Linked DNA regions of Homo sapiens: region 1 is linked to region 2. Evidence: chromatin loops called from intact Hi-C (ENCODE). Cell type or tissue: mammary epithelial cell. All regions are shown on one strand. Links, peaks and the distances in the headings refer to the core of each region. The heading gives the core; the rest is flanking DNA. Region 1 overlaps SCUBE2 (signal peptide, CUB domain and EGF like domain containing 2). Region 2 overlaps DENND5A (DENN domain containing 5A).

Region 1 (15,245 bases), core at 4,839-9,838, 61 kb before region 2:
AAGGAGGGAGTGTGCTCGTGTGTGGTAGCTGCTGTACAATTCTTTTGAGGTATACAGTAAATTCTGATTAGGCTTAACCTTGTAGTATGATGGTGGGAAGGGGAACAGCTGCTTCTGTTCTTGCAGGGCTCGGCACACATCTAAATGAGGGGGCACAGCAAGGTAACTGCCCGTGTGGTTTACCAGCATTCTGCCTCATCTCAAAACTAATTCTTTGAGATCCTGCTGCCTACCAGCATCCTGAAGGAATTCTTTTCATACCCTAGAATACTTTCAAGACATCTGCTCAGTTTATACTTTATTATTAATTACCTGTTCCTATGTTGCTTCTTTGCATTCGTGCAATGTAACTCTAAAACATCTCTGAGAGTAGGGACTTGGTTGTCATTGGCTCTCTATCAATGAGACACTCTAATACTAGTAGGGCACTGTTTTCAACACGAGTACAAAAAGGTTGCTTTCACTTCTCTAGAATCCAACACCCTTCTATATTGTGCCCCTAAAACCTTAGCCAACAGGTTCTAGTGAAGTCAAAGTTCTCTCTCCAGCTCCCACTCCAGAGCTGTCAAACTGTGCTTAAACGGAACAATTGTTTTAATACAAACAGATGTCATTCCTATTCCAGAAGACAGTGCAAGGGTTAATATATCCCATACTTTCTGGAGTCTCTCTTAAAACCCTCTTGCTCTTTTGCCTGACAGTTATGAGCTGCCTGCACTCCAGCACTCAGTCTGCTGGTTGCTGGGATTCATTCATCCATGCCAAGGGTGGCTGTCAATTAACACAGAAAGAGACTTGCACTGGATTGGTGGAAAGCTTTCTCTTGCTCTGGCTGGTAATTCCGAAGATGTGATTTGCACCCCAGTACTGAGATGGCGCGGGAGGTGACAGCTGCCTCTAGAAGCAGTGTCCTGTCTGAGAAGGCCCAGAAAGCGTTGTGTTTGTCCTTGGGTCAGCCGAGCATGGGAAGTAACTAGTGCTCGGGGGTAAATATAATACTGCCCAAGAAATGGGGGCAGGAACACCTGGAAAGTACACTCCCAAACAGGCCAGCTGCTGCTGCTTTTTCACTCTGTTTACAAGACTGTTAAGACATTTGCAAAGTGACCTTTACTGCCTCAGAGTAATTCACCTACACAAGAAATATTTCGTAAGAATGCCTGTATGCCAGATGCCATTGTGATACACAGAGAACCTACCACCTAATGTCCTACCACATCAAGCTACACCTGAAGTTACCAAGACATAATAGAGACTTAAATGGCTCTGGAAACGCTGACAGCTTTTCAAGAAGTGACCTCAAAGCCTTTGTAGCACTCTGACTTAATGCAAGACCACTGCTGGGGTGAGCAGATTAATCTGTTCCAAACTAGGCAGCCCAGCAAATGGCCCTAGCTCTTTCCAAAATTGGTCTGGTTGTCACGTCCAGGATGGTTCGTTCACCAGAAGGGAAACAGCTCAGAAACATTGGAAATCCCCCATTCTGGTGCACCCCAAGATCAGGGCTCCACTGAAGATTATTTCTGGAAACCAAACAAAAATATGCCTTGTGAATTGGGAGGAAAACATGACATAAAACGGGTAACAGGTCCTGCTGAAAGCACAGCCTCCACTTTGCCACCCTGACACCTTCCCTGTTGCCCTGAAAAGGCATCAGTACACCATCTAAATATTCTCAGAACACACAAAACAAAAGAGGAGTGCTCATTCTGAGAGCCTGAGCACCCATGAATAGGAACAAAGGCGGGCCGGGGGTGATGTGCTTCTCTCCAGCCTACCCTCATTATATGGGTGAAAACACACAGTCTCTTTATCACAGCTTTGGAGTCTCTAAGGATAAAAAAAAATAAAATAAAAAATCAGTATCTTGAGCTTTCCCTCAGAGTCAATGATTATGATGCCCTATATTAAAGAACATTTGGTAAATAATTATTAAAAACAACAGCAATAGAAAATACTAGCTTCCTGTGTTACCTTCTTTTAATCACTTTGAAGGTATCCACTGTGGGTTTTGTTTTGTTTTGGTTTGTTTTGTTTGTTTTGTTTTATTGAGGTGGAGTCTCACTCTGTCGCCCAGGCTGGAGTGCAGTGGCACGATGTCAGCTCACTGCAAGCTCCACCTCCCAGGTTCACGCCATTCTCCTGCCTCAGCCTCCTGAGTAGCTGGGACTAGAGGCGCCCACCACCACGCCCGGCTAATTTTTTGTATTTTTAGTAGAGATGGGGTTTCACCGCGTTAGCCAGGATGGTCTCGATCTCCTGACCTCGTGATCTGCCTGCCTCGGCCTCCCAAAGTGCTGGGATTACAGGTGTGAGCCACCACGTCTGGCACCACTGTGGGTTTTTAAGCCTACAGTTTCATAGAGTTTAATGTGCATATCAGAGAGGAAATCCTAGAAGAAAACTTTTTACAGGCTGTTCTATTTGAAGAATCAAAACCCTAGGATGCAAAGGTTCTCCGTTACCAATTGCTATAATCTGTTGGCTGACACTCCCATGAATTTGCCAAGCAATCAGGTTGAAACACAACAGAAAATCACAGAGAGCACTTCCAGACCACAACGCAAATTCTTAGATTTTGGTTTTAGTTCCAGACAAAAATGTTCACTTCAAATACTCTTTAGGGGATCCAAGAATGTCTGAATTGTAGAAAATTTAGAAAACACAGTTTGCAGAAAGGAACTGCATTTGTATTTGCTTCTGGTATGAGGAGCCTGTGTCTCTAATCAGTCCGGGGGCTTGCAGGAGGGGAGAGTGGGGCTGAGCCAGGGCTCTGGAAGTACAGGGATAAGAGGTGATCTTAATCGCTACCAGCTGCTTTGTAACTGGGTGGGACCCAGACCGTGAGGGCTCAAGCGATGGCTTTAACCTGCAGTTCCCACATCCCTCCCCAGCCACCTGCAGAGGAAGCCAAAGTGACTTCCCAGGAAGCAGCTTTGAGCAATCAAAAGGAGAGATGCCCTGAGATTCGGATCACTCTGTGCCACTGGCCTCCTAATTCATTCCCATCTCGAATTTGGCCTACATTGGACAAGAGTGCAGGGCACACCAATGACCCCAGAGAACCTGGCAGGAAAATGAAACCCAACTGCTACTTTATCAAGGGCCACACCTGGCACAAGATAGGAAATCTGCCTGATCAAAGCCAGTATGTGTGACTTCCCCGCCCCAAACGCTGAGAATGAGCAGGCTCTGGGTGATGATAGCCATCAAACCCATTGGCCCCTGGGGGTTCCTCTGACAATTTTTCTTGGTACCCAAACAGGTATTCTAGTTAAGTATAAGGTGTGAGCTGCCATCCTTGGAAAATGAGACAAAAATCATCTTCCATGAAGAAACCCTTGAAAAGTTACCAAGACCAGGATTAAAACAATCTATAAATTTGTGATTAAATAGTAGAAGAAATTAAAATGACCTCATTCTTAAGTAATGGGAAAGAATAAGCAGCACATGGCCAAAGGGGTTAATAGGCTAGTATTTAGGGCACTTCCCCTAAAAATAGGCAGATGCAACTCCAAGAGGAACACAGCCACCAAAATGTGACTCTTTAGCTTAAGAAAGAGCAGGGAAGAGTTAAAAGGATGACATTCAGTTAAAAATAACTGATTGGCCACATGTACTTAATGCCCCTTCCTCTCAAGAATCTACTAAGTAACAGAGGAATGAAAAAAGGTATAAACTCAAAGCAAAGAGAATGAAGAGAAGGACATCAGAAGAGAAGAGTTTCCGGCAAATTTACAGAGGAATGATAAATGGTGACGTAGGCGAAGGAAACCACAGCACGGAAAGTCCAGGGAGGGAGCCCTTCTGCCCCTCGGAGCTCAAAAATGCAAAACATGGAAGGGCCGGATCTAGCTTGGGGCTGAAAACAGGGCACTTCATTGAAAGTCTGCATGGGAAGGATCCAGCCTCCTCCCTACCCACCCAGAGCAGGGAGCAGGCTCATACTGGTGCTGTGGTTTTCAGCACCTTTTTGAAAAACTTGGCAGATCATCCACTATATTGCTCCTGAGACATCTAGTCATGTTTGAAATGTATTCTATGTAAAGATTAGAATCAGAAAATGTGAGAGTTTGAAAGGACCTCAGAGCTCACCCAGTCCAGTGCAACTATTTTGCCAGGTGAGGAAGTTGAAGTTCAAATAACTTGCCCACGGTTACCCGGCAGTGGAGTCTGGACTCGTCCTCAGGCCTCCAGACTTTCTATACCCTGTGCTTCCCCTCTAGAGTCAGTGTGTGTGTGCGCGTGCAAGGGAGAGGGTCTCAGATGTGGCTCTGCCCCCATCCACAGCTGGGCAGAGGTACCTTCCGAGCGGTGAATGCAGGTGTGCTGATTGTCACTCAGGAAAAACCCCTCCTTGCAGCAGCACTCATAGCTCCCCATGACGTTGACACAGGTATGCTGGCAGCCGCCATTGTTCTCCAGGCACTCGTCCACATCTGGAAGGAGAGAGGGATTAGCCTTTGCTTTGGTGACTGTTTCAATGCCCCACCTCACCCAGCAGCTCAGGGGCCCTGCTAAGCAAAGATGAGGTTCCTCTTCACGTCCCTGCACCACAGAAGCTTTCAGAATCAAAGCCGGTAAGGTCCACAGACAACTACCCAGTCCTTACGGGTCTGGGGCTCACTTGGCCAGGACCGCCACATGGACACAAGGTCATCAGCTCAGTAAATATTTGTTGAACATCTTCTCTTTCCACAGCATGGTGCTAGAGGAGACAGCAAAATATAGATAAGGAAGATAAAATTCCTTCCCTTGGCCAGGTGTGGCGGCTCAAGCCTGTAATCCCAGCACTTTGGGAGGCTGAGGCAGGCGGATCACCTGAGGTCAGGAATTCAAGACCAGCCTGGCCAACATGGTGAAACCCCGTCTCTATTAAAAACACAAAAATCAGCTAGGCATGGTGGCACATGCCTGTAATCCCAGCTACTGAGGCAGGAAAATCACTTGGATTTGGGAGGTGGAGGTTGCAGCGAGCCGAGATCATGCCACTGCACTCCAGCCTGGGCCTCAGAGCGAGACGCCATCTAAAAAAAAAAAAAAAAAAAAAATCCTTCTCTCTAGGAGCATGCCCTTCAGCAAGAGACAAATATACAAATGATTCTGATATAAGGTATAAAAGGTGGTACCAAGGAAAGAAATCACATCTGGTCATGGGGTATCGGGATGAATTAAGGATAAGCTAATAAAAGATGGGCCCTTAGGATTGTCCAATTATAAATCAGGAAAGAAGGGATTATAGGTGGAAGAGAGCGTAAGCAGTAGCACAAAGGCTGGGAGGCATGAAGAACATTCAGATACCAGTGGGTCAGCCCATGTGGTTGGAGCATAGGGCACATGAGGGAGGTTACAGGAGATACAGCTGGGAGGACAGACTGGGGTCACACTGTGGGATCCTGAATACCAGGCAATGAAGTGCCTACTTAATTTGGGAAGCAGCTGGGAACCACTAGAGTAGGGGAGAGAGTCTGGCCCTTCACTTTGAGAAATACAAGGCAGCAGCTGAGGGCAGGACAGAGGGAGGGGAAGAATGGGCAGTCTGGGAGTCCAGCTTCACACATGCATCTGCAACAGCCACAGCTAGCGCTAGTGGCGACAGCACTGCGGCTGCCAGGGATGCTGGGAACCAAGCCAGAGAAGAAGACTGGGCGGACAAGGTGCCTGCAGGGCTGGGAGCCTTGTGGGCTATGGGGTGGGCATCATTAGAGGATGGAAAGTTGACACCAAGGCCTTCTGGAAGGGACACATGGAAGGCCAGTGCTGGGTACAGAAATGGGAATGGAGATATGGTTGCCCCTGACCCCCAAGGCAGGCAGGTGATCTGTCTGAAATGCTGAAATGTAGGGCTAGGTCCAGTAGGCAGTGGCAAACCTCAGTGGGGAGCTTGGAAGAGAATCTGGTGGTGTAAGCACAGCTTTGGAAATCATTTATTTGTAGTTGCCTGATAAAGTGGTGGAGCTTGATGAGAGAGCCAAAGGCGGGAGTGTGGGAAGGGAGCAGAAAGGAGACAGCCAGAGGTAGAATCCCGGACCCTGCCAGGGGCAGGGAGGAGGCAGAGGAGATGGCAGGAGTCCCAAGAGCCTCCAGGGAAGGAGCCAGCAGAGAGGTAGGGAGGGAGGAAGCCTTCTGCCACACACTGTCAGGGCGGCCTTAGGGGACCTTCCTCCCACTCTGCCTGTGATACCCTGTGCACAGCTGTATTGCTACACTTACTGACTTGCAGCCTCAAAATCCTTTACTCATCTACCTCTACTAGATTGCAAACTCCTTGAGGACAGAGATTTTTGTTTTAATTAGCACAGCCCTGGAATACAGCAGGCGCTCATTAACTATTCAATGCATGAACAAACAAGCAGGAGAGGATAGCATCACCCGAGCCAGAGAAGAGAAACTTCCAGAGAAGTTTCAGACAACAAAGGCTCAAAGAGAAGGCTGATATAAAAAATCAATTTATTTTCTCCAGTCTAATTTCTCATGTGCTAATCACTAGCTCCTGGGCATATCCATAATAATCATAATAATAAAACCTCACATTTAAATATCTGTTATCTGGTTTCAAGCTTCAGATCTTATAGTCCTCTGTCCTCCCACACTACTGAGCAGATGTCTGACTAAACTGATGGGACTCAAGCCATCCCCTGAAGCCTAACAAACTTGCCCTTGTCTATGCCAAAGGGTGAAGGAAGCACATTCCAGAGGATGAGCCGTGCTGGAACACACCTGGCCTAGGTGTTCCACAGCAAGACTCAAGGTGAGCAGGAGAGGTCTGTCTCCCTGAACACCAACTCCTGGATTGGCTGCGAGTAAAGATGTGCTCCCCTCTGAGCTACCACACCCCCACCCCACGTTTAACCCCCAATTTCTTTTCCCCAAGGCAATCAGAAATGTGTCATTCAGCTAGCTGATGCTCTGTGGTTGGATAAATACAAAAGTGTGTGTCCACGTACGCAAATATCTATCACTAAGCTGGTGAGCTTCTCCAGACCATAAAACAGTGGTTCTCAACCCTGGCTATGTGTCAGAACCCTGAGGCCTGGATGCCACCTCCAGAGATACTGACAGAGCCAGTCTTGGATGAAGTCTAGGTGATGGTTTTTTTTAAGCTTCTCAGGTGATTCCAGTGTGCGGCCAGAGTTAAGAACAACTGCTACAAAGCCAAACAGCTATGATGAGCTCCCAGACACTCCAAAAATAGAAACTGAAGGCAGATGGGGTGAGCTGTATAGAAGAGCTGCCTTTCGTTTTTCAGACTTGCAGGCATTCAGGATCTTGAAGTGCTCTGTGTTTAGTGCCAAAGCTTAGTGGTGTTTGTACCTTGTGTCTTCTAGCTAATATATTTGTGGCTAATGTGTGGTTAGGAGGCTGAGGAGATTGAAGGGGTCATCCCAGAGAACTCAGGAGAAGTTAGGGCTCTGAGCTTCTTTTTTGCCACAAACTGGGTCAGCCCTTTCAAATCTGAATGTTGGGGAAGTGTCTATGTGTGCCGGTCCTACTCTTCCAAATGTACTTCATTTTCTTGTGCCTTCCTTTTAAAGAGTCCTTACCCCATTCAGAAATACTCAGTAGATGCTCAAGGTCTCTCTGCAAGGCAGATCCTTGCTACTGAGTCCACAAAGAGATCCCACAGAGGGGAAATGGAGATACTCTGTGCTGATAATATCTGTGTTATCGGCAAAGGCAAGAAAAGACTCTGCCTTCAGGGTTTCCAAGCAGGCCAATACTCAGAGCCGCCCACCAGCCCTGGCCCAGGTTCCTAGCCCCTGGATGGTTCTTGCTCTTAGGAACCTTATACTACCCCCCGCCACCCCGGGCTGTGGATTACAGCACAACAGTAATGATGAAGTCTGCCATCAGATATGCATCCTCCAAATGCCCTCATTGGCAAGTCAAAGGGAAATTTCCCCCTGAAAATGGAAAAAAAAAAGAGCAACCCATGTGGTATGCCTCCCAACAAATCACACACTGAAAGTGATTCCATTTGTCTGAGTTTTTAATTAATACTGATTCCTGCTCTCAGGATTGTCTCTCAAATATGCCTTTTTGTGGTACTGACTGCCTAGAAGATTACTGGTTCCCTCACCTGCAATCAAGTCTTACTGACAGCTGCAGGCTTGGAAAGCCACGTGATGTGTCACCCAAAGCCTGATCTCTCACACAGGGCACCAACAGGAAATAACAGAGTCCATCAGGATGGAGCTCCAGGAGACACTGAAGTGGGATAAAGGTCATATGAGGGTTAAGTCCCAAATGGAAATAACCTCTCCTCCACTCCAGAGCCCCAACACACAACACACAAGTTCTGTCTGGACTTTTTCTAGTTCCTTTTATGCAGATCTCAAAGCATTTAATCAAAGGGCCATTCCTACCACACCATAAGGGGGCGTCTGAATGGCTGTCCCCACAGAGCCAGGGCCTGGCTCCGCTGCTCCTTAGTTGGCCAAGTAGACCTCAGCAGGTTATCCATATGAAGGGTCGTGAGTGTCAAAGGACGCTGATGCCATATTTTCCCATGATGTTCTCCTGTACAACTAATACCAGCCTTAAAAAGCAAACCACAAATACCTATCTGCCAGGAGTGCTGCATCCTCTAAGACTATCCAACACTCAACCCCATGCAGCTGCTAGCTGCTTCTAAGTTCTGTTTTATTCCTGGCATAAGGAATGAATGTAAACAACACTCTTTGTAGTCTCTAACTCAGGGGCTAAAACTCCAACAGATGTTTCTGTTTTGTGGAATACTAGGAAGATGTTCATGGAAGATTTCTGTTTTAGTTTCTCTCTTTTTCAAGAAAAAAAGGGGGGTCTAGCTGGCTGTAACCCCAGCACACATTTGGAGTCTTCAGGACAAGGAGTTTTTCCAAATTCTAAAACAGAAACACTTACAGCATTGAAAAAAAAAATGGTTATAAGTCAGGACTCTCAACACAAGACCAAAGATCTTAAAAGGTGACAAGCCAATGCTAGAAAGTCAATAAATAGTAATGACGATGTCACCCATCTCCTTGGACTAACAGAAGATTTATGTTATGAATGATCACATAAAACTGAAACATTTTACCTCATTTTCTATCACGGAGTCTGACTTCCAAGGGAGCAGAAAACACAAGGCTCTGAGCCCGTTTTTGTCTTCATGAGGAGGTCTTCACCAAGGGAAAGAAAGGGGTGGGAGAGTGAAGGAGAATTGCCATTTCCAAATGCCTTCCTTACCAAGACAATTATGACCGTCATGAGCCAACATGAAGCCATCAAAACAAGTGCAACGATAATTGCCTGGAATATTCAAACAGTCATGGACACAGCCTCCATTGAGCTCATTTCCACATTCATCGATGTCTGAGGAATAAAACAGAAGTAAACCAGACAGGTGCTATTTCTTTGATGTGAAAACATATGCACTTACCTCCAGCCATTCCACTTCTAGGAATCTACCTGAAAATACATCCCTAACAATAGGAAAACAAATACGCACAAGGTTATTCACTGCAGTGTTGTTTCTAATGACAAAATACTGTAAACAACCTAAGTTTCCATAGATAGAAAAATAGTTTAATAAATTATGGTACCTCTACTCCATGGACTACTATGCAGCTATTTTAAAAAAAAGAGAGAATGAGGAAGATCTCTGTGAACTGATTTGGAGTAATTTCTAGGATATACTATTAAATGAAAAAATCAAAATTAAAAGAGTATCTGTAATACGTTATCTTCATGTAAGAAATAAGAAGATATAAAAACACACACAAAATTTCAGGATACGTTTTTGTAGAACTTGACAAGCTTATTGTAAAATTTATATGGAAATGCAAAAGACTCAGAAGAGCAAAAACAATTTTGAAAAAGGAGAACAAATTTGGGGGACTTTAACTCACTATAAACCTACAGTTATCAAGACAGCATGGTACAGGCATAAAGACAGAGGTATAGATCAATGGAACAGAACTGAGAGTCCAGAAATAAATCTTTCTACTTAGGGCCACTTGATTTTAAACAAAAGTGCTAAGGTAATCCATTGGGAGAAATGCTTGTCTTTTCAACAAATGGCACTGGTTTAATTGGATATCCATATTCAAAAAGATGACTTTAGATCCTTATCTCATCCCATACACAAAAATCAACTCAAAATGGATCAGGGATCCAAATGTAAGCATTAACAATATAAAGCTTTTCAGAAAAAATATGTGATAAACATCTTTAAGATATTGGGATGGCTAGGCATGATCTTTGGGTGCACTTTGGGAGCCTGAGCCAGGAGGATCAATTGAGCCCAGGAGTTGCTGACCTGGGCAACATAGTGAGACCCCCATCTCTACAAAAAATAAACAAAATTAGCCAGATGTGGTGGTGCACGCCTATAGTCCCAGCTGCTTGGGAGGCTGAGGCAGGAGGATTGCCTGAGCCCAACATTGAGACCGCAGTGAGCCAAGATGACACCACTGCATTCCAGCCTGGGTGACAGAGCAAGACCCTATCTCAAAAAAAAAAAAAGGAGAAAAAGAGAAAAATCTTTAAGACATTGGATGAGGTTAAAATTTCTTTGATATAATACCAAATACACAATCACAATTTTTAAAATTAATAAACTGGAGTTTATCAAAATTAAGAACTTTTGCTCTTCAAACGGTATCATTAAGAAAATGAAGACAAGCCACAGATTGGTAGAAAATATTTGCAAATCACACACCTTATAAAGAACTGAAAAAAAACTCTTACAACTCAATAAGAAGATAAACAGCCTAATTTTAAAATGGGCGAAATATTCGAATAGACATTTCAGCTACAATGATATGCAAATGACCAACAAGCACATGAAAAAATGCTCAACGCCATTAGTTATTAGGGATATGCAAATTAAAACCACAATGAGATGCCATTTCACATTCACTAGAATGGTAATAATTAAAAAGATAGACAATAACAAATGTTGACAAGGATGTGGATAAATGGGAACACATACATTGTTGACAGGATGTTGATGGGTATGTAAAACGGCATAGCCACTTTGGACAAGAGTTTGGCAGTATCTTTTCTTTTCTTTCTGTAAATGTACAGTTGGATATAATTAAAACAATCATAATGTTGTGAAACCATCACCACTATTCATCTCCCTAACTCTTTTTATCTTGTAAAACTGAAACTCTGTGCCCATTTAACAATAACTCCTCATTTCCTCTTCCCTCTCTTCCCTCAGGCCCTGTTAACCACCATTCTACTTTCTGACTCTATGATTTTGACTACTCTAAGTATCTCATATATTTAGAATCAAACAGTATTTGTCTTTTTGTGACTGGCTTGTTTCACTTAGCATAATGTTCTCAAGATTCCACCATGTTGTAGCATGTGACAGGATTTCCTTTTTTAAGGCTAATATTCTATTATATCATGCCTGTAATCTCAGCCACTTGGGAGGCTGAGGTGAGAGGATCGCTTGAGACCAGGAGTTTGAGACTAGCCTGAGCAAGATAGCAAGATCCCACCTCAAAAAAACAAACAAACAAACAAAAAAAAAAAACCAAAAATATTATTTTGTACATAACACATGTTGCTTATCCACTCATCTGTCGATGGACACTTGGGTTGCTTCCACCTTTTGGCTACTGTGAATAATGCTACGAGCATGGGCATACGAATATCTCCTCCAGACCCTGCTTTCCACTCTTTTGGGTATACACCCAGAAGTGGAATTGCTGGGTCCTATGGTAATTTTTTTTAAAATTTTTTGAGGAACTTCCACACTGTTTTCCATAGTGGCTATACCATTTTAAATTCCCACCAACAGGTGCACAAAGCTTCCAATTTTTCCACATCCTCACAGACATTTATTATTTTCTATTTTTTTGATAGTAGCCATCCTAATGGATATGAATAGTAGCTCCCATTTGTAGTTTTGATTTGCGTTTCCCTAATCATCAGAGATGTCGAACATCTTTTCATGGGCTTATTGTCCATTTGCATATCATCTTAGCTGAAATGTCTATTCAGATATTTTGCCCACTTTTTAATTGCGTTATTTGATTTTTAATGTTGAACATTAACAGTTCTCTACCTATTCTGGATATTAATCCCTTATAAGATACATGATTTGCAAACATTTTCATCTATTCTGTGAGTCGCCTTTATATTCTGTTGATATTGTCTTTTGATGTTCAAAATTTTTAAATTTTCAGGAAGTCCAATTTGTCTATTTTTTCTTTTGTTGTATGTGGCTTTGGTGTGATATCCAAGAAATTATCTCCTCGGCAGTTTCTTAAAAATTTAAACACAAATACAACATATGACCCAGCAATCCCACTCCTAGGTATATACCCAGAAGAAATGAAAATTTATGTCTATACAAAGACTTTCATGCAAGTGTTCACAGCAATATTATTTATAATAGCCCCAAAGTAGAAACAATCAAAATGCCTATTAACTGATAAATGGGCAAAAAAAATGGTATATTCATACAATGGACTACTATTAAACGATAAAAATGAATGAAATGCTGATATAAGCTACCACATGGACAAACCTCAAAAGCATTTTGCTAAGTGAAAGAATCCAACACAAAAGACCGCATATTGTATGATTCCACTTACGTGAAATGTCCAGAAAAGGCAAATATACAGATACAGAAAGTAGATTACTGGTTGCTTGAGGCTGGGACTGGGAATGAGGATTAGCTGTACAAGAACACGGGGAATCTTACTGAGATGAGGAAAATGTTTGTATTGTGATGGTTGCACAATTCAGCTGATTTACTAAAAATCACTGACTTGCACAATTAAAATTGGTGAATATTATAGTATGTTAATTACACCTCAGTAAAGTTGTTAAAAAGTTGCAACTTTTCTGAAATCTAAAATTATACATTTATCTGCTTATTAGTGCAAAATAAATATAGAAAGGTAAAACCAGAAACTACAGAGATTGGTGACCCACAGGGCACGGGGAAAGGGTGGAAAGAATGAATACAATTAATTGTATACATACAATTAATACATGTTTAAGGAATAAGGGAAATGCATGGAAGGAGGGGATGGAAGTGAATAAAAGTGGAATACGAAAAGAAACAAATGAACCTAATGTATTATAAACTAATAGTATAACCATACTGAAGAGGATGGGGAAGGAAAATATTGACCTAAATAACACTATGAAAAACAACACCTTGCTTGGATGCTTTAAGGCTAAAAACAAAATAGCTGTATGCTATACTCTAGTAAATATTGTACTTTAGTTAGTAAATCTGCTTTACTCACAGGGTTATGGACTTATAATTCTGTAAATATCTCTCCCGTGTATTAGGACTGAACAAAGAGGTAAACACATTACAGATAATGAGCGCCAGATTTCTCACTGTTGGAGAAAGTTACGAATAAGCAAAGAGAGAATAGAATGAATTTTTTTTTTTTTTTTTGAGATGGAGTCTCACTCTGTCACCCAGGCTGGAGTGCAGTGGCACGATCTTGGCTCACTGCAACCTCCGCCCCCCAGGTTCAAGCGATTCTCCTGCCTCAGCCTCCCGAGTAGCTGGGATTACAGGCGTGCTGTAATTTTTGTACTTTTAGTAGAGACGGGGTTTCACTATCTTGGCCAGGCTGGTCTTGAACTCCTGACCTTGTGACCCACCCGCCTCGGCCTCCCAAAGTGCTGGGATTACAGACGTGAGCCACTGCATCCGGCCTAGAATGAATCTTGTGGTAATGGTTTGGAATCCAAAGTATCAGTGTTAACTAATTGTTTTTAATATATATACAGATGAATAAATAAAAGGAATAAATATAGATACGTGTGCATGCGTGGATGAGTATGCGTACATGTATTTCCCAGGTAGGAATGATGACACCCTAGTAGCAATGACAACACCAAACATCCAGATCTTGGTTTCTATAGACCACTTCCATTAAAAGGAATCAGAGCTCCTTGGAGAAGCAGTTCATTCCAGGCCTAGGGAGGAGAAGCTATAAGATGATTCTAGAGCATGTTGTGGTACCAGAAAGTTAGGAAGTCCTCAAAAATGTGACGTCAAAATGACACAGGAGACAATGTGTGGGGAGCTTCCAATGGCTAAAGCAAACAATTTGAGCCAAAAATAAATATAGATGTAATAAAGTAAATATGCATCAGTACATAGTGGTATAAATTAATAAATAAGTGGGGACGAGGGAGAGATCTTCCTTACAGAAGAATTTCAATTAACACATGTTTAAGGAATTAAAGAAATGCAAAATTACCAGGAGACACACATCACAGTAATAACTATTGCAGGCAAGATCCACAGTTGGATGCTAACATCAGTGGATGAAGATTTGAGGAGAAACAGGATATTGGCCTCAAAGTATCTCCCCTAAGAAATGTATCTATTGCAAAGGGGAAAAAAAAATATATAGTAATTTTGTAGCAGAGAAAACCCAGTAAACCCCATCTTGCTCAGGCAATCAAGGTTAACATCATCAAGAATGGGACATGTTAACATCATGTGCCCATGATGTGCTACACTGAAAAGGATACAACAGCACCTCTGTAGCAGCCTGGCCAAAAACTCATAACCTCAATTTTATCATGAAAAAAACAAAGACATTCTCTTATATCAATTATTGTTTTTTGAGACAGCGTCTCATTTTGTCACCCAGGCTGGAGTGCAGTGGTGCCATCATAGCTCACTGCAAACTCCTGGGCTCAAGTGATCCTCCTGCCTCAGCCTCCTGAGTAGCAGGGACTACAGGCACACATCACCACACCAGCAATTTTTTGTTTTGTTTTGTTTTGTTTTAGAGACAGGCATCTCACTATGTTGCCCAGGCTTATCTCACACTCCTGGCCTCATGTAAGCCTCCCTCCTTGGCATCTCAAAGTGTTAGGATTACAAGCATGAGCCACTGCACCTGGCCTCATATCAATTCTTATAATGACATTAAGACAAATGAAGTGAGCAGTACTCATCAAAAGTGTCAATGTCAGGAAAGACTGAGGAACTGTCACAGACTGGAGGAGACAAGAGACACAACTGCTAAATCTAATGTGGGACTTTACTTGGATTCTGGAACAAAAAAAGAATGGTAGGGAAAAATGGTGAAATTTGAATAAAGTTTGTAGTTTACTTAATAGCATTGTGCCAGTGTTGATTTCCTGGTTTTGATAATTGTACTATAGTTATGTAAGTTGTTAACATTAGGGTAAAATGAATGAAGGGCATATATATACACAGATGAACTCTGCACTATTTTTGCAACTTTTCTGAAATTTAAAATTATGTCCAAATAAAA
Region 2 (15,245 bases), core at 6,842-11,841:
CAACTTTGTTCTTTTTCAAGCTTGCTGTGGCTATTCTGGGTCCCTTGAATTTCCATATGAATTTTAGGATCAGCTTGTCAATTTCTGCAAATAAGTCAGATGGGATTTTGATAGGGATTACACTGAATCTATTGATCAGTCTGAAGAGCATTACCAGCTTACCAATGATCCATGAACAATGATGTCTTTCTATTTATTTAGGTCTTCTTTCATTTCCTTCAATTATGTTTTGTAATTTTCAGAGCATACATTCCGCACTTTTTTTGTTAAACATTCCTAAGTATTCTATTCATTTTGATGCTATGATAAATGGAGTTTTCTTAATTTTCAGTTTATTGCTACTGCAGTAAGTTTTATTTTTGTATATTGATACAAAAATACAACTTATTTTTGTGTATTGATCATGTATCCTGAAATCTTCTAAGTTGTTGTTGTTTTTTTGTTTGTTTGTTTGTTTGAGATGAGGTCTCACTATGTTGCCCAGGCTGGTTGCAAACTCTTGGATTCATATAATCTTCCCATCTCAGCCCCCCAACTAGCTAGGATTACAAGGATGTGCCACTGCACCCAGCTCTTCTGAGCTTTTTTATTAATTCTAATAGTTTTTTAGTAGATTCCTTAGGATTTTCTATATACGAGATCATGTCATCTGCAAATATAGTTTCACTTCTTCCTTTCCAATCTGGATGACTCTTATTTAATTTTCTTGCCTAATTATTACTGACTTATTTTTAAGAATCATTTATTTGCTAGGTCTTTTTGTCTGTAGCACACACCAATAACTTGGTGCTTACTTTATTTATAAGAAAACTGAGGAACAGAAAGGCACACTACCTGGATGTATGGGTCCTACAACATTCTAAGACTAAAACCTAGCTGTCTCAGTGTCCCAGACTAATGACCTCTTTGAAGTTGGACAGCATTATTCTAAATAAAGAACTCCCCCAAGAGAATCAACTACAATTGTAAATTCAGTAAATTGAAATTTGTTGCAAATAAAACCAAGCACCAATTTTAATTCAACCTTCAGATTGATTTTTGCTACAAAGTTGTACAAATCTACATAATCTCAATTATGCTAGAGACTGAGCTTAGTAAATTACACAACCAAGTGAGCCTCAGTGGTAGGCTGAGGTCACACATTTCCAGCTCTCACCAGAGGTACCTCCAAACCCCAAAACTGCATAAAGAGGCACAAGTCCAAGTCCAGAAAGAATAGCTTTTACAAAGATTTGCACACACTTTTGGCTAAAGGTTTATTTATCGGAAGGCCTGTCCCTAATGTGTTCTGTTTTTGGTTCTCAGTTTTAACATCAGTGAGAGCACCAACATTTTGGGGAAGTGGAGCTTAAGCATTCAAAGAGCTGTCAGGCCTGTGACAGCCTGTAGGGGTAGGGAAGCTAATACTTGTCCTTAAGGCCAGAGCTTACCAAGGACAAGAAGATCAGGAACCAAGATGGCAAGTAATGTACAGTTTGGTCCAGTGATGCCCTTGGCCCAGCTCTGGAGCAGCCTAGAGCTCTGGCTGAGAAACTCAAGCAATTGAAACCAGACTCTAGGCAATTAATCCTGCAGTTCTGAGGTTGCTATAACTATCCCACCTGTTTAGCTGGAGTTAAAGGTCAGACCCTATAATAAACCTCCTTTCGGAAGTTGAGATCACCACGACCCCAGCCAAAGGGCCAAGTCAGAAGTGTTCAGGTCCTACCCCTCCCTGGAGCCAATAGCAGGCTTTATGTTCAGGGTCAGAGAAAGGCAGGAAGGAACCTCGAGTTCCAGGGCTTCTTTTAAGTGTGCCAGCCAGCCCCAGCTCCCTCAGAATTAGTATGAGAAAAGGAAGTTCAAAATAGCTCGAGACTGTAAACACAGGTGACTGTAAGCCTGTGAGCATGGACGTACACACCACCTCCCAAATCTTAGTTTGACTAACATCACAAGTCTGTGTTGTGAACTAAAGTGTAGACCAAGTATCCCTAAGGCCTATACAACATCCTTAATACCTCTTCTTCCTTACCCCAGAAGCAATCCATCACCAGATCCTCCCAGTCTTTCCTCTGAAGCAATCTAGAATCCATTCCCTTCCCTCCAGCTCTACCACCACTCCTAAGCCAAGCTGTGCTCATCTCCCCTGTGGCTATTCACTAGGATGCTCACATCTCTTCCTCAAAATGCAAATCTGAACATATCACCCATCTCCAGAAAATCCTTCCATGACTTCTCAGGTCTCTAATGGTAAAGATAAAACTCCCCAGGTTGTCTCCATGGCCCAGCACAGTTGGTCTCCAGCCACAGAGCAGGTCCCTGAGTTTTCACAGGGTTTATCATCTGCCTTCTGGAGCACACTAGCCACCTCTTGCTTATCCTGCCCAGTCGCTATGATGCAGTTGATTTAATGCATCTGTGTGCTATTCTGTGGGATGTCCAGATTGTCCCTCTCTCTCTGCATAATGACTGAAGGCAAGAGAGTTAATATAACTATGGGGGAAAACTGCAGATGAATATCTTTGTCTGTTCCACATGAATGCCAACTGTTCTGATCCTCTTGTTCCATTGGAATAGAAAAGAACACGTGTGAAGTTTTTAGGTATCCAGTGGTCATGGTGTGCCAGGACATCCCCTTCAAAGTAAAACGCAAGTTGATGCCCATTTCATCCTTCCTACCACAAAGAAGGATGCACAGCACGTGGCAGGGCTCTTTGCATTCTGGAGGCCACACATTCCACACCTAGAAATTCTTCTCTGGTGGTACCGAAAGTTGCCAGCTTTACACGGAGCCTGGAACAGAAAAGGGCTCTACAGGAGGTCCAGGCAGCTAGGCAAATAGCTTATCTTTTCGATCATATGATCCAGCAGACCCTATGGCATTGGAAGTGTCAGTGATAGGTAAGATGCAATACAGACCTCTTTGAAAGCCCCAGTGAAATAATCACAAAGCAGGCCCCTGGGTTTCTGGAGCATGACATCTGCATATACCTTTTGAGAAACAGTTCCTGGCATGTGACTAGGCTCCAATTTAGACGCAATGCTTGACTATCAAGTGACAATACATCTAGAACTGGCCATGACGGACTGGCTTCTGTTAAGTCAGCCAAGTCCTAGTTAGGTAGGGCCTGTAGTACTTCATTGCAAGATAGAAACGGTAACCAAGCTTGGTTTACTGGTGGGTCAACTCAGCGTGTGGGTGGAAGCCAAAAATGGACAGTGCCTGCTTGACAGCCACAGTCAGGGGTTTTCTTGAAAGACAGAGGCAAGGGAAAATCTCCCCAATGAGCAGAACTGCAAGTGCGGCAGCTGCTTGTGGAAGGAGAACTCTACACAGGAGACATGTTCCTGGGCAGCAACCAAGGATCTAGCTGCCTAGTCAGAGGCTGGAAGAAAAAGTCTGGAAGATTGAGGACAAGGAAGCATGTGGGTGGACATTTAGAAATAGGCACAAAATGTGAAGATTTTGTATCACACATTAACACCCACCAGAAAGCATCCACCACAAAAGACAACTAACAACTGAGTAGATTAAATGACTCAGCCACTTCATCACTGGCCATCCTGGAACTGGCACAACAGTCTCATGAATGGAATTGGTCACAGTGGCAGAGATGAAGGCTACTATGTATGCGCCTAAAAGCATGGACTCCCACATGCCAAAGCTGATCTAGCTATTGCTGCCTCTGCCAGCAACAGAGATCCATGCTGAGTCCCAGATATAATACTATTCCTCAAGGAGACCAGCCAGCCACCTGGTGGCAAGTCAATTGCATGAGGCCCCTTCCATTCTGGAAAGGCCAGCGGTTTATCCTCACAGGGATAGAGACGTATCCTGGGAATCAGCTTGCCTTTTCTGCCTACAGAACCTTAGCCGGCACCAGTATCCTCAGAAGTTTACAGAGTAACTGATCCACAGGTATGGAATTCCATCCAGCATAGAATCCAACCAGGGACCCACTTCACAATGGAGGTGAGCAAGTGAGCCTATGACAATAGGATCTACTGGTCATATATATATACTGCACCATCCAGAAGCTGCCAGCCTGAAAGAGCACCAGAATGGCTTACTGAAGGCACAGCTAGGGCACTCGCCTGGAGGCAATAATCTGCAAGGACTGGATGCCATCCTTCAGGACCCAGCACATGCATTAAATCAGAGAGCTATAATCACATCTAAATTACAGCTTCCTGCTATGTCCCCTACAGGAAAAATGCATGGGTCCAGGAACCTAGGGGCAGAAGCAAGAGTGGCTACACTTACCATCACTTCCAAGGACCCACTGGGGAATGTTGTGCTTCCTGTCCCTGAACTCTAGGTTCCGTAGGGTTGGAAACACTAATCCCCAAAGGGGGCATATTCTTGCCAGGGACACAACTACACCCGTTAAGTCCCACTGAACTACAGAACTCTGGCTGCCACCAGGGTACTTTGGACTCCTTGTATCTAAGAATGAGTAGACAAGAAAAGAGTCACCATCATGGCAGAGATGACTGAGCTTGAATAGCAGGACGTGGTCGCGCTGTTTTTATACATCAGTAGGGGCTAAAATAATGTGAAGCCCAAATGATCCATTTGGGTATCTCTTGGTACTCCCTTGTCCAGTTGTAACTCTAAGTGGACATTTGCAGCAACCCTGGTCAAGAAGAGTATGATGACCAAGGGCTTGGACCTCTCAGGAATGAAGGTTGGGGTTATACCACTAAGCAAGCCAAGCCCCACTGAAGTGATAGCTGAAGGTGATGGGAACTTAGGATAGCGCAGAAGGGAGAAGGTAAGTACCAACCATGGCCCCAAGACTAACTTCATCAATGGTGATTGTAATTTGTTCCCCAAAGCTCCCTCTTCTAGGTTTCCCGTCGGGAAACCATGGAAAGAAACATGGGTGCATTGTGGAAAAGAGGATCTGTGCAGTATAAGGGGCAGACTGTGCAGGTTGTGGAGCTGCATCACTCAAGTCTCCTTCAAGAAAACCTGACAAAGTGCCCAGAGGAGTCATAATTAATGGCAGCCCCCAGCTGCTTCCCCTGTGAATGCAGAAGCCACACTTCCTCTAGGCTCTGCTTCTAGACAACAACTGAGCACAACAGGATTACTGGTGTGCCCAGTCTTGCCCAAAGTGGACTCCTCTCATGAGCAGCTTTTTGCCAGGGACTCCCCATCAACTTCACTGAGATTCTTCTCAGAGCTGGTCTATGGTCTAAGACTTCCTTCCCAGTCCTTCCTCCCTCTGTCCTCTCCCAGGGGTCAGCCTGGCCCCTGGATCTAAAGCCTCTCCCTGCCTACTCTTGCTCCCTTGCTCTTTAGCCCTCACAGGTGTTTCCTTTGTCTTGGCATCTGCTTCTCAAAAAAACCCAAGTTGACAGAAATAATATATGATCTCTCAAAGATAGAGTACCTCTACTAAAACATAGGGGCTAGCCGGGCAAGGTGGCTCACGCCTGTAATCTCAACACTTTGGGAGGCCAAGGCGGGTGGATCACGAGGTCAGGAGATTGAGACTATCCTGGTAACATGGTGAAACCCTGTCTCTACTAAAAATACAAAAAATTAGCCGGGAGTAGTGGCACGCACCTGTAGTCCCAGCTACTCAAGAGGCTGAGGCAGGAGAATTGTTTGAACCTGGGAGGTGGAGGTTGCAGCGAGCCACAGATAAATACATAAAAATAAAACATAAGGGCTTGGCCGGGTGCAGTGGCTAACGCCTGTAGTCCCAACACTTTGGGAGACTGAGGTGGGCAGATTGCTTGAGCCCAAGAGTTCAAGACCAGCCTGGGCAACATGGCAAAACCCCGTCTCTACAAAAAATACAAAAATTAGCTGTGCATGGTGGTGTGCACCTGTAGTCTCAGCTACTCAGGCTGAGGTGGGAGGATTGCTTGAGCCTGGGAAGTTGAGGCTGCAGTGAGCCAAGATTGTGCCACTGCACTCCAGCCTGGGTGACAGAGTGAGACCCTGTCTCAAAGAAAAGGGTGGGGCAGCGGGGTGGGCCAGGCTTGAGGGGGAAGGATGGGAATAACATACCAAAAAAAGTTTAACTGTTTTCCATGATCATAATTGGTAGTAGAAGCATTAGTATTGTTATTCTGAGATGGCTGTGTTTATAATGTGGGATAAAGCAAATGGTTAATTAGGGGATCTTCTTATTCTACCAATTTCTCTGCCCTTCAAACCTAGGGTTCTCATTATGGAAAAAAGAGATACAGATGTAATATATAAGAAGTTAAGCCAGGCATGGTGGCTCATGCCTGTAATCCCAACACTTTGGGAAGCCAGGCAGGAGGACTGCTTGAGCCCAGGAGTTCAAGACCAGCCTGGGCAATGTAGTGAGACCCTGTCTCCACAAAAAATTTAAAAATTAGTTGGTTGTGGTGGTGCACACCTGTAGTCCCAGCTACTCAGGAGGCTGAGGCAGGATCACTTGAGCCTGGGAAGTCAAGGCTGTGTGAGCCATGATCGTGCCACTGTGCTTCAGCCTGGCCAACAGAGTGAGACCCTATCTCCAAAAAAAAAAAAAAAAAGTAAAAGTATGTTATAGTTTGGTTTGATCCCTCCAAATCTCATAGTCAGTTTCGCCACGCTGACCAGGCTGGTCTTGAAGTCCTGACCTCAAGTGATCCATCCACCTCGTCCTCCCAAAGTGCTGAGAATACAGGTGTGAGCCACTGAGCCCAGCCTCCTTCGTCTCTCTCACCCCTCTCTTGCTATGTGATTCTGCACACCCTTCCTCTTCCACCATGTGTGGAAGCAGCTTGAGACCCTCACTAGATGCAGGTACCAGCATCATGCTTCCTGTAAAGCCTGCAGAACGATGAGCCAACTAAGCCTCTTTTCTTTAAGAATTACCCAGCCTCAGGTATTCCTTTGTAGCCGCATTAAATGGACAAAGGCACCCTATAATCCTGAATTGGAATCAGAAAGAACACTGTAAAATCATGGGGTACCATAGATGCATGTGTGTATACACACTCATGTATACATACATATTTATATATGCATTTAACATATATAATTCCAAGACCTTCACTATCTTTAAAAATACATATTTACTATATATGTTTCTAGATGTCTATATTAAATGTATAAAAATGTTATATTTAAATATAATCAAAGCTCTGTCTACTGAATAGGCCTAGAACCAATGATCTACCAGTAACAATGAGAATTTCTAGTGTCCAATTATGGTCTTGCAATACCATTTCCCACTTAAGGAAACCAGGGCTTTTTGGAGAAATGACTGATTCCAAGTCTAGGACAGAAAATGAATAAAGTGAGCCTAGAACATCTTGCAATACCAGAAAACAAAGCAGATATCAAAGACAACTAGAGTTGTGTCAGAACAACTCAGGAACCAACTTAAAGAGGCTCCCAAAGGCCAAAGGCAGGACAATAAAGATAATAATTGCAATGAGATGAAGCCTATCAAATACATCTAAACTCATGAGTTCATAATATTGTTTAAAAAATAGTCACCTTCTGAGGATAACAAAGAACCAGTTCATATCTTAAAAGTTGGGTAAATAAAAGGAAAGAATTAAGCACTTATCTGCCTTTCCCACACAAACTCTACTGGGAAATCAAACAGTAGATGAGAGACAATGTCTCCTTATAAAATTATTCCATCTAATAAATGAAGAGAAAATGATAGATTAGAATATCCCCATGCTGCAATCCCCAGTGAATTACTTGCTGGATGTAGGCATTGAGCATCAGTGGCTGCTAACATAACAAAAGTGAAAAACAGATGTTACGTGCTTCTTGCTAAATGAGCACACCACTACCTAGAGTCTTATCAAAGGGATCAACCTGAGGCAAATTGTCTAGATCTAGCTGCTGATCTGCAGGAAATGCTGAGGATAAAGGAGTATATTGAACTGCACCACGGGCATGAAATGAGCAAAAACCCAGGCTGTGAAAATCTACAGATCAAATGGCTTAAAATCTTCAACAATTTGTAAGAAAAGGAAAGGGATGGAGGGGACCCTTTAGATTAAAAGAGACTTAAAAGATGTATCAAGTTTTTTTAAAAGGACAGTAAGACTATAGCATGTAGGGATGCACATCTGGGTGACAAAACAATAAAGAAACTCAACGAAATTATTACTTATAAAAGTTAAGATGGAAGAAGGGAGGTGCTGGGACTGTGATGGGGAAGGGGGAACATGGAGGACCCTGGGGGGCTGGCAAAGTTCTATTCTTGACCTGAGTGGTGATTATAAGGGTGCTTGCTTTATAGTAATTCCCTGAGTTCCTTTGCTTGCTTGTTTATTTACCAGTCCCTGAAATCACAGCCTGGGAAGCCCTGAAGTAGAGCAGGTGCAGAAGCTGAGGCAGGCAGGGCTGCTTGCTGAGTGAACCAAACACACCTGATTTACCCAGGACCACTGGAGAGGCCTGGCTGGGCCCTACACGGAAGAACGCAGTTGACTCAAATGTCCTTGAAATCTTGAGCTACTAAACAGGTCTGTTCTCTTATATCACACATCATTCCAAAACAGATTTGCAGAAGATTACAAAACAAAACACAGTAGAAAGTGAGTAGGATCAGCTGTTACAAAGAGCAAGGAAATAGTTGGTCCCAGCACCTGCCTTAAGGTAAGCTCAGGCCTAGGCCCACAATATAAACACATACAGCTGAGTTCCATGCTGCCCTTCTTGCCCAGCCAAGAATCCCACTTCCTGCTCCAGAGGTACTGCCTACCTTCCTTCCCCTTTCCTCGGCCTTCTCCGAGAGAACTAAAGCTCTGTCCGTGGGCTCCAGGCAGACGGCTGCAGTGTGGCCTCTCACCCCCTCTGCAGGCAGGACGCTGCGCTGCAGCTCTCTGGGCCCTCTCCTCATCTCTTCAGAAGCATTTACCACCTGCCAGGCCCAGGGGATGGAGACAGGCAAGAGATCCCCCTTTTCCCTCTGGGAGCTCACGGTGCAAGGGCTGAGCCTGACACGAAAGCAGGCAATGACAATCCAGAGAGGAGATGCCAGCATCTAAGAAAATGAAGGAGCACAAGGATGGAATGATTAACTGCCTAGGGAGATTGGGGACACTTCACAGCAGGTGACTGCTAAAGTAAACCCTGTACAACAAACACAAAGTGGGTGAAGGGGAGGCATTCCAGGCAAAGGGAAAATGCATGCAAACCAGGAAAGCATAAAAGAGGGCACTGATTGGTCTGAGGTGCCTGACTTGATCACGTTACACTTCTTCTGGAGCTTCCTGCCAAAGCAGCCTGAAGAATAAAAATGAACGAAGCTGGACCTCTCATAAAGGTCTCCCACCTGCCATCCCCAGGAAAGCAAACCTTTCTTTCAAGAGCTTCCCCCGACCCCCAGCTTCCCACACCTGGTCTCCCTTACCCTCTCAAGAAAGGGCCCATCCTGTCTCAGTCAAGTGACAACCTCTGCACCCCTGGCCGGGTCTTTTCCCTCCTGTGTCTCAGTCTCCTCCTCTGTGGAGTGGGGAAAGAACCCTGTCTGCATCCATGTGAATCAGCCACATAACAGCTAGGAAGGCTCCTAGCACTGCGGGCAGAAGGACCCAGGAGACCCCAGGCCCTCAGGGGCATCCTGGGCAGGCCACAACCCCGAGCCTGCTGGTAAAGAGAGGTGATGCCACAAGACCATCCTCACAGATGGACCCAACTGCACCCGCAGCCACCCACTGCTCATAAACCTCCATAAAAATCAGTGATCCATGCAGTTTTTGTTTCAGGTGTTTTATTAAGTGGGCCATACTGTAGCTGGTTTCTAAGTTGCAAAACATAAATTTAATAATAATAACATAGCCAGTTAGATTGTGACAAGCTTTTCCTTTCCTTAAAAAAAGAAAATACTTAAAAACACACAATGGCGGGTTAAATAAATAAAACATTTTAAAAAAGAAAAAAGAAAAGAAAAACCTGTTAAAACATGCTTATGTTTACTTCTGTGAAACTGTGCCAACAGGAAATGTGGTATTTGGCACGATGACACATCCCGGCATGTCTCCTTCCCAAACAATACTGACAAAAAAGAAAATACGTGGGACTGACTCATCGGTGCTTGCTTAGAGGCACTACTAAAAATCCCTTTGATTGGAGCATGGGGCTTCCCGCGCAGCACACCTGTGTGTGGCCTATGAAAGCCAAATATCCATAATAATGTTAATATAGAAAAACATTAGTTTAAAAATGATGTGGAAGGGCCTCATTAATGCGACGGGGCAAGGAAACATAACTGTCCCGCACGCAGTGCCACAGGCTCAGTCCAGGGAGGCCTCAGGCTTCCAGCATGTGGCCACGGCGAGGGAGGGCACCAGCTTCAAAATAAGCGGCACCAGCCTCGCTCCCTCTCCCTATCACTCTTTCACATGAAAGTGTGTAAAAAGCAAATCAGCAAATAAACTCTAAAATAGATTATTTATTCCAAAAATCCTCTAGTTTTCTTTTTACAGTGAGTGTACATTTTGTCTCCTACTCCTGCACAATCGCTTAAGTCCCTTTGGGAAAAAAGGTCAGAGCTGCAGGGTGAGTCTTTCTCAGTCCTGCTGCTGGCTGGTGCTGGGAGGTCAGATGTCGATGCCCTTGACAAGGGACGTCTCCAGCGTGATGTTGAACTCCTGCAATGTCTGCAGCACACGAATCAAGGAATTGACAAGTGTATGGTCTTTGATCAGTGCCACATCCTCATACATGTGTGCAGTGATGGGGCAGTCAGCCAGCAGGGCAATCCAGTGGTGTAGGAGGTGATCTCTGGCAGAGCGGGAGCAGTCCAGGCAGGTCAGAGGGGCAAAGGAAAAGGAAGAGAGAGCGTTAGTGCAAGGCCAAGGGGGAAACCATGAACTAAGTCTGAAGCTGGAGAAGCTGACAGCCCCCCACACCCCCCTTTCCCAAACAGGGACTGGCAAAGAGGTCTTTCAGCTCCAGGACACCAAACAAACCTGACCCAAATCAGCCCTGTCATGAGCCTCCAAGCCTCCTCCTCCCCTGCCTCCCTCGCCCTGCCTAGTCAGCCCCACCACTGGTGTCTCCCAGAGCTTCTCTCCTCCCACAGCTACCACCACCAGGAATAATAATAAGCACTAACCTCACATAACACTCAGCATGTGCTGGCACTGACATAAGAGATTTAATCTTCATGATAACCCTGTGATATGAGGTAGGTACTATTATTATCCCCACTTTATAGATGAAGAAAGTAGGGTAGATGGAAGTTAAGTAGCTTGTCCAAGATCACATGGCTAGTAAATGGATAACTTGAGATCTGAACCTAGTGAATGCGGTTCTGGAGTCTGTTTTTAACCACTATGCCAATTCTCTCCCTTTATGCAGCCTGAATAAACTGCCTTAAGTTTATTTGAGCTTCATGCTCTCTCACCTGACCTACAGGAATAGCCCCTAATAATCATGTCCACTCTAATGCATACCACCCATAATATCAGATTAATATTACTTCAGTCCCCTGATGAAACAACTTTGTACTAATATGAAAAGAATCTTTCTCTGTCCCAGCTCAGGGGCCCTACCCTCCTTTCAACTGTGTTTCCTATTACTGCCCTTGCCACGTTCTGTTATTTCCTTCCATTAAAGGCTCACTTAAATACCAACTCCTCCCTGAAGTCTTCTCTGATCTTTCTCCTCTACCTTTTCAGCATATTGTATGAATGTACACTTCATTTTTGGACCCTCAAAACCTTCTTCCATGCTCTGTATTTAATTAGGACAAGTAAGCTTCTAAATGTTGGCCAGGCATGGTGGCTCACGCCTGTAATTTCAGCACTTTGGGAGGCCAAGGAAGGCAGATCACCTGAGGTCAGGAGTTCAAGACCAGCCTGACCAACATGGAGAAACCCCGTCTCTACTAACAATACAAAACTAGCCAGGCGTGATGGCGCATGCCTGTAATCCCAGCTACTCGGGAGGCTGAGGCAGGAGACTCACTTGAACCCAGGAGGCGGAGGTTGTGGTGAGCCGAGATCACACCATTGCACTCCAGCCTGGGCAACAAGAGCGAAACTCCATCTCAAAATAAATAAATAAATAAATAAATAAATGGTAAGGGGCCACGTTTTATTCAGCTGTCTTCCTACCAACTTCCATAAGGCCATTTAAATGTCTAATGAAGGAATAACTAGATATACTCTGCTTCAAACTTCCCCAGTGGTGTGATTTTGATCTTTCCTTTCAAAATGGGGCCCCTCTGCCCCGAGTTACATACACGTTGTCATCCCTACCCCGACAGATCACCACACACATAAGTCACGTGTTGCTTAATGACAGGGATACAGTCTGAGAAATGTGTCATTAGACAGTTTCGTCACCATGCGAACTTTATAGGGTTCTCATACAAACCTAGATGGTAGAGCCTACTATATGTCTAGCCTGTTGCTCCTAAGCTACAAATCGGTACAGCCCTGTCACCAGCCCCCAGGCCTGCTCTTCTACACTTCTCCTGGAGCTTCCTGCCACAGCAGCCTGAAGAATAAAAATGAAGGAATACTGTGCTGAATACCGTAGGCAACTAAAACACAATGGTAAGTATTTGGGTACCTAAACATCTCAACCTATAAAAGGTACAGTAAAAACAGAGTATAATCTTATAGGACCATCATCCCATAAACAGTCCGTCACTGACAAATGTTGTTACGCAGCACATTTTATGCAGTGTGTGACCATACACGATACACAGAGGAAATTCAGGGCTTCTAGGAAACCTTCTAAGGCCTCATCTCCCTAAGGGCACCTGATGAGCCATTCCTCACCCCTGCACTGCACCAGGCCTCCAACACCACCACCAAGGCTAACCGCTGTGCACTCTGGGCCCTGGGTCTGCAGTACCTGGCTCCCAAGCACACCAGCATCTGAAACTTGCCATCCTTGCCGATGTTCCGGGGAGTATTGTTGATTGCAGTGACAAATCGGCAGAAGTTCCGGGCTCTTGTATGCCAGTTTTCCTCAGGGACTACTTCATTCTTCTCTAATGTCTCATAATAGGTTTGTGCTTTTTCTGTGAAGAGTAGAAAAGCTTGCCAGTGAAAAGGCTCTCAACACCAACCCTGACGGTCCTACAGGCCACTTGCCATGGGCCTCTCCAAGTCCACACAGGTAACTTAATGAGAATAGCACAAGTGTTCTGATGTCACTGGTCATGTTTCAAAATGATCCTTAGCTTCCCTATCCTTATTTTTTAAATTTATGTATGTGGCCCTTGATATAAAGATGTTCTTTTCCCTAGTCTGAAGACACAAAAAATTCTGAGGATGGTTTCTTGCATGAAAATTCTCCATATGGGTGCAACACAGGGCTTGGGGCTCCAATACGCTCAACTGGACTTTGGGATCTATAAGGGGAAAGTGTGAGGACTCAGGACTAAGTCCATACTAAATAACAGATGTCTAGAAGAATCTTTTCTGTGCAATTCTCAAGAGGTAAGCATTTACCAAGGACGGGGAGGAGAGCTCTTGTCACTCCCTTCAAGAAAAACCAGAGCAAACAAATGAGATCTGAGAGTCACCTAATTTGGGTTCTGCCTCTCAGAGTGGTCAGCACCCATGCTATGCTGGTGAGTCCCCTTATATCTCTACATGCTTCTCCCACCCTCATACTCCAGCTCAACTCACCCAGGAAATCCCAAATGAAGACATTTTTGAAGAGCCGGGGCGATTTAAATCCATGCTGGAAAGCCTGTTCCAAGGCCGAGACAAGGCCACACTCTCCACAGAGCAACAGCGTCAGACTGCCTCGCTACGTAAGGAAACAGGGGAGGGTGCCAGGCTTGTCTCAGCCGAGCTGCCCTCCCACCATTGCATCCCTAAACCCACAGCCCAGAGTTGGGAGGGCTGCAAAAGACAGGCTAGGACTTTGTCTGTTTCCCTAACACCTGGCACAGTGCCTGGCTCAGAGCAGCTCCCAGTGAAGAGCTGCTGAATAAATGGATGAAAGAAGAGATGATGGATCTGGGTCACACACAAGGAGATTCTCCACTGGAGGACAAAGCCAGTGTGGCCACTATTCAAGGAGACCCAGGCAAATCTAGAAGAGGACAGGAATAGGCACTGTTCACTAGGGGCCCAGGGACTCTATTGGGTCATCAGTATGGAGGGAAAACAGGGTAACCTGAGGCAAAGGCCCCCAGAGGAAGGAGTCTGCTCCATCTCCAACTAGCTGAGGCACACACTCTACAAGACTCTAGGGTGTCCACAGCACATGGGCCTGGAAGAGCATAACAAGATAATCGGAAAAACAAAATTATTCTCTCTTATTCAATGTAAGGCCCTGGATTGGAGGGCAGGAAGGCTCACCTCTTTCTCAGGCTTATGGAAGTGCTTCACAATGCCATTGACTGCCTCCCCGATGGACTCCTGGATCTGCCCAGTGTTCAGCTCTAATAAAAATCAAGCAGACATCCCTAACCAATCTCTGAGGCTAACAGTGCTTAGCTGCCTGAGCAGGAGACTGAGGACACGGGGAGGGCCCATAGGAGAGGCAGGGCAGCTGGACCCTAGGAAGCAGAGGCGCTTGCCCACCCAGCTTTGCTGATTTAGCTCTTCCGCAAATCTTGGGGGAAAAACACAAAAGCTAACACCTTAGAGTTCTATCTCTAAGAAATGCTGGTAAAGTTTAGTTTCCATTTTACCTTGGAATTGTGGGTAACCAAAAGAGAGCCAAGCCTTGGCTGTGAAGCCCAGGAATCAGGCAGGGGGAGTCCAGAAAGTAGGCCCCTCTCCTTTAATGGATCATGCATGAATATATACAGCGCCCAGGTTTGGCAGCATGAGTTCTCTCCTCTCCTGCCAGCCCTCTAAGGAGAGTGCCAAATGCTCTCAGTGATTCATAAGAGAAGGGTGCCATATGTGTGAGGTGGCTTTGTTAGCAGAAGTGTTTCCTGAGGCAGCTGCACAGGCTGGGACCCAGGTTCCCATTATCAGGGCTCACAGAGATCCACCCATTCCCTAGACTGTATGGCATGAGGGCCCAACCCCTCCTCCCACTTACTGGGCTTGTTGTTGGGTGAGATGGTAACAAGCCTCCGGATGACACTGGGGGACTGCTGCAGCGGCGGGGTCCGGCATGGCCTCTCATCCACCTCAGGCTGGGATGTGAGCAGCTCCCCAACTAGGATCCGCTCCAGGCTTCCATCATCCATGCCCTTCCCTAACCACCGGCCACACGGGAACCTGAAGATCAGACAATGGACTGTCAGAGCAGCCAGCTCCTCCCTGCTGCTCACAGGAAGAGCCATCAACAAAGCCAATCCCTGGAGATAGGCTCTGAAACCAGGATAGAGACT

What was found. Hi-C counts contacts between places; a loop is a spot of excess contacts. Peaks named below come from ENCODE experiments on the same cell type or tissue, not always from the same donor. Only the 100,000 strongest peaks of a DNase experiment are listed, where the experiment ranks them.
Region 1: a loop joins it to region 2, with 7 times the contacts of the local background. A loop is called at or near these places in 5 of 110 quality-filtered maps.

What each region holds. Positions count from the first base shown.
Region 1 is chr11:9,070,177-9,085,421 of GRCh38, forward strand. SCUBE2 (signal peptide, CUB domain and EGF like domain containing 2) reads right to left here. Exons shown (of 23, transcript NM_001367977.2): 3 at 9,208-9,333; 4 at 4,305-4,439. Among named protein-coding and RNA genes, the nearest start is that of MIR5691, 13 kb to the right of the region's middle. RefSeq lists an enhancer at 1,244-1,333. In mammary epithelial cell, for the core only: no CTCF peak of the experiment used is centred there; a DNase peak (open chromatin) is centred at 6,725; H3K27ac peaks cover 1,538 bases.
Region 2 is chr11:9,129,147-9,144,391 of GRCh38, forward strand. It overlaps DENND5A (DENN domain containing 5A), which reads right to left. Exons shown (of 23, transcript NM_015213.4): 19 at 14,951-15,132; 20 at 14,257-14,339; 21 at 13,576-13,699; 22 at 12,794-12,962; 23 at 9,679-10,708. The coding sequence ends at 10,525. Among named protein-coding and RNA genes, the nearest start is that of SCUBE2, 45 kb to the left of the region's middle. RefSeq lists enhancers at 8,873-9,062, 9,876-10,170. In mammary epithelial cell, for the core only: a CTCF peak has its summit at 8,779; DNase peaks (open chromatin) are centred at 8,755 and 9,985; H3K27ac peaks cover 1,025 bases.